Linked DNA regions of Homo sapiens: region 2 is linked to region 1. A link is a loop called in an ENCODE intact Hi-C map of the cell type or tissue named here. Cell type or tissue: GM12878. All regions are shown on one strand.

Evidence for each region. Peaks named below come from ENCODE experiments on the same cell type or tissue, not always from the same donor. Only the 100,000 strongest peaks of a DNase experiment are listed, where the experiment ranks them.
Region 2: it touches region 1 in a loop (2.8-fold over the local background); 2 of 110 quality-filtered maps call a loop at or near these places.

The regions. Positions count from the first base shown.
Region 1 is chr9:1,266,210-1,268,709 of GRCh38, reverse strand. No RefSeq gene overlaps it. Among named protein-coding and RNA genes, the nearest start is that of DMRT2, 220 kb to the right of the region's middle. RefSeq lists an enhancer at 1,521-1,570. In GM12878, no CTCF peak of the experiment used is centred here; a DNase peak (open chromatin) is centred at 1,369.
Region 2 is chr9:1,099,901-1,102,400 of GRCh38, reverse strand. No RefSeq gene overlaps it. Among named protein-coding and RNA genes, the nearest start is that of DMRT2, 51 kb to the right of the region's middle. In GM12878, a CTCF peak has its summit at 1,276 (motif pointing left); no DNase peak of the experiment used is centred here.

The DNA.
Region 1 (2,500 bases):
GCTGGCTTTTCTCCTGGTCAAGATAACATCACATAGGCCACTGGCAGAGGGTTCTCATCTCATCCCTGAAGAATCTGAGCCCCTGGTTACCATGCCTTTAACAGATCAGCATTCCTATAATTGCCCATTGCCTGTTAGAATTGACAGGGAAGGGATACCCCAGTGGATCGCTGGACTGCAAACCATTTTCCTGTCTGCCCCCATGACTTGGCAGCAACCCTACTTCCTCATGATGATGGGGGTCAATTACCTCTGCCAATAGACCAAGTCTTGTTTTTGCCTGCTGTCCTGGCATGTTCAGCCCAAAGTGACCAGTCACAGCCATAGCTTTAAATTTAGTACAATTCCTACTTTGAACCTTTGTGGAAGTATCCGCATCTGAGAATCAGAATGTATATATCCACAGAACCTAACACTGAAGATGGAAAACATAAATTCCCCAAGTGGGTCCCTGGGAGTGATTGGGGAGCAGGTGCCCTCCTATTTTCATCCCCTGGTTTCAAGACCCACGTATTCTACCCAGTGTCCACAGGTCAAGATGAATATGGCATCCTGCAATGTACTACTCTAGCCCCACAGGGTATTATCTACAAGCTAGAGCCTCAGCTGTCACCTTGAAGGGGTCATGCCACCATCACACCAGGCTGCACGGCCTGGGGCAGGACCAATGGATCCCATAATTCTGTGCTCACTGTCATGACTCCTTTGCTATAGAGTGGGCCCCTTGCTTCACAGTGATATTTTGCAGGACCGTGTGTCCAATTTTCAGATACTCTGTGAGCCCTCATATAGCCAGGCAGACAGGAGCAAGAAAGAAAAACCCATGCCCAAGAGATGTGTTAATCCTGTGCAGGATGAAGTCTTGATTTTCCCAGGTGGCAAGGTTCCAATGTAATCAACTTGCCAGTGAGTTGGCCAAGGGCAGAGCTGGCTGACATCCTATCCACGTGGTTATTTAATGCCACTTCTGCAGTGGATGTTCTCTGGTGAGCATCACTATGCAATACAAAGTTCCTCACACTTTATTCCTGCTCCCACATCATCGGCCACATGCTTCTTCCCCAGACCACTTCGTCTTCTATCTTCTGACCATGCTCTCTCCAGGCCCCAACCACCAGCAAAGCCGATCACTAATGCCCATACACCTGTGTAAATGCTTACCTTGGATCACTTCTCCCTTCACGCAAAATGAATGGCCAAGTTCTTTGCCTAAAACGCCCCCTCCCTGAGGATTTCCCCTCAGCACTCCTAGGTGGGGTGGTAGTCTAACAGCTGTCTATTTTTGGCTTGCACCAATATACTGTGCCCACCAAGCCTAGGCTTTTTTCTCTTCTATCAGCTGGTCATGGGAAAACTCCCACGAAACCATAGGTGAGAGCTGAGGGAGGGCCATCTGTGCAACAGTGGTAGATGACATGGAATCCCCTTCATCTGTTCATTCAGCTACTGTGCCCTCTGAGCTTTCTCAAGCCAACCCTGGATGTAACACTTCCTTCTTGCAATGACTCATTGTCTTTGCATAATGAACACTTCTGACTACATGGCCACTTGCTGTCCTGTAGTTAGACTCTCAGTCTCTATTGGAGCCCAATAGCTTGCTAACAATTACTTTTCGAATAGTGAATTGTTGTCCGCTATGGACGATATGATATATATATATGATATATATATATAGATATATATATATATAGTATGTAAAACCAAAACCCTCTCCTCATCCTTCACCACTGAATCCTTCCATCTGAGAATCTGAGATGTTTGCCAGAACAGAGAGTTATTAAGTATTTCTGATACCTTGTAAGTGGTATGAGTCACACTCCCAAACCCTGAGATTTCCTAGTTGCAATAATTTTTAACTCATCCCTACTCTATTTTCACTGATGACTACTACCTGTTTCACCCCACCAGCACAACAAAACCACCAAAACAGTCACCCTTCTTTGCTCCCAAAATAAAGACCCCAGCTGGAATGGAGGAACAGGCTGGCAATGTGGGGGTCCTACATTTTTTTCTGTTCCCAGTAGCCATTCCTGCTGCCTCCGTGGCTATGCTTGCCACCGTCCTCTCAAATGACTGCCAGCCATGGAGTACAGCATAAGCCATTCTGGTAGACAGAAAATTTTGACAGCTATGGTTATTCGACAGCTCTTTCTCTAGAGGGCAAGTGGCTCTGCTAAGTCACTGGAGGCAGCTACAGGGTTACATAGTTCTTTCAAGGAATGGCCCTCTTGAAGAATTTGTGAACTCCATAAAATCATATTCTTAACTAGCCATTCAGGCAGGGTGTAGGCTCTCTACCTCTCCCCTGACCACAGGGGTGAGTTTGACTATTCTCAAATAACGGTATTGTACGATGGAGAATATGGTGGCATTGCGCAGACATAAGATGCAGCCACAAACCCAAAACCTTTATGTATATTTCCATAGAGAACAGAAAAGCACATATACAAACTGGATTCCAGAAACAGCCTCAGGTCTCCCCTAAGGTAGCTGGAACCAC
Region 2 (2,500 bases), 170 kb after region 1:
TTTAAAAAGGAAAAAAGGCATAAACACCCAAAAACCTATAGAAAGATGCTGTGTCATATGAGGAAGCTCTCAGCAACGCTAATATATACCTGAAGAGTAATTTGGGGTGTCATGGGAGCAATTATATTTTCATACACACATACTCATCCACTCTCTCACCCTTTATTAAGAGCCAAATGAGCTATATTTAGAATGTTCCCAAATCAGTGGCTCTGAATGTACACTCATATCACCTTTTTAACCTTGACTTGACTGTCACTTTAAATATTTAGCCATTAAAAAAGCACTTGAACACCTGCAGTACAAAGAAAACGTTTCATTTCCCTACTAGAAAGGCAATCAGGCAAATTTAAATAAATCACCTCAATGTATCTCCAGCAATGGCCCAGCTGCCTGGTTATTTGTCCCTGACTTGCCATTAGATTTAACTTATCCCCACCCGGTAGATTTATCTAACAAAAGCACAATGTGCTGTTGACATTCTTCGGAGTAAGGAGAACACTGGAAAAATGGTAGGAGGATGATGGGGCAAACAGGAAAGTGACTTTTGTTGTAGCTAAGAGGGAATCTCTGTTTACAGCAATTCACGGTATGTTCCCCGCCCCTCTTAGCCCCCATCTCTCTCTCCACATCATTTTCTATCCCCCACATACTTCTAACAGAATGCCATGGTGCCATGGTTCTTTAAGTTAGGTTCCCCCGCAAGTGACAACAGCATCACCTTGGAACTTATTAGAAATACAAATTCTCAGGCCCTTCCCAAAACCTCTTAAATCAGAAACTATGGGTGGAACCCAGAAATCAGTGGTTTAACTATCCCTTCAGGTGATTCTGATGCACACTCAAGTTTGGGAACTGCTCCTGTAGTGAAAGATAATCACACCTGTTTGTAGTCTTCTTTCTGGAAAGGTCACATTCAGTTTACCAGAACCATCAGAAGTCATTTTAGTTTGGGGAATTTTGTTTGCATTTCTAAAGCCGTTATGAACCTACCCAGACAGCTAAAACTGTGCAGGTCATGCAGGCTTTGGGGTCTTTTCCTGTTTTTATAATTTAACCATCACATACACTACACGGAGACATCAGCGGCCCCCATGAAATGAAAGGAAACTGACTGAGATCATCACATGTCCTCTGTCTGAGCAAAGGCACAAAAGAATGTCTTCAGGACCTTGCCCACTTAAGCATCTTCTAGCCAATATGTGAGCATGGGAAGGGAGGGAGAGTGGAAGGCTAGTACTCTGGAGAGCCTGTCCCATTCACAGGCGTCACCTAGTGGGCATTGCTGAAAGGGAAGTGGCCGGGGAGGCATTCACCGTACGTCGGACTTCCAGCGCCCCAGCTGCAACTGCTGAGACCTCGTTTTGCAGCAAAAACATCATGGGGCAGGGAGGATAGGCCATTCTGGCTACAAAGCGAGGCTGGGGAATCTAATCAATTGGTGCTGAGTTACTCTAATATAAGCTGGGAAGAAGAAAAAGTACATTTAAAAAGGCACTTGCTATATTTAAAAGCAAAATCTCAGACGTTTATCATACCCTGACTTTTGGATTTCAGAGACCGAACTATCAAAGTAAAGGCACATATCTCTGGTCTGGCTCTAGCCAAATGATGCAGCCCTGGCTTTATATCAGTGTTTGTCCTGTAAGACAGTCAGATTGGACTGTCGGCCTTGTTCTTGACTTTCTTAGGATGCTGTGATTCCCCCGGGGTGCCCTGATGTGGGTAGCAATTCATGACTCCTAAACCTCTGTGACCCCTAAACTGTGGTCTCCACCTTCTGCCTTTCTCTTTGGTTCTGATGCTGGCTCCAGCTGACATCCAGACCTCTCCTTCTCCTGACTCATCCGTGCTATAAACTCAGCTTTACAGTACCACTCAGACTCCACTCAAGTCATGTAAAAGAGGCCAGAACGTTCTTGGGTGATACAGCACTGTTTTATATGAAACTCTGGGACAACTCTCACTTGCAAAGGTAAAGAGAGGACTTATACACAGTGAGATGCAAGCCTGATGAATCAGGATGTTTTACTGTGTGCACTGCAGCTGTGTCACTGGGGAGAGTCATGTTGAATATAAGGATGACATATCATACACACACATTTAATTTTCAGTGCTTGCAAAATTCTCCTCTCCCTCCCTCAAACCTGGAGCTTAGAATGGAAGTGAACTGACATCTTAATGGTCTGAGAATTTTTTTTAATACTTGAATGAAAAACAGCTTTTTAAAACTTTCCAAAATAGGCAGTTGAATGTTAGCAAGCTAAAAAATTAGTGTTACGAGAACCTATTATTGGGAGATAGAGTGACTCTCTGCATAGAAAGAATTCTAGAATAGATCAGTAGGAAACCCAGAAAACAAGCTGTGGCCCAAACTGCCTCACACTTTACTGAAAAGAGTACAGGCCTTGAAGACAGGTGGAACTGAGTTCAAGTTCCAGCTGTATGCTTACTTGGGAAAATGACTTTCCCTCTCTTAGCTTCAATTTCCTTATTTCTA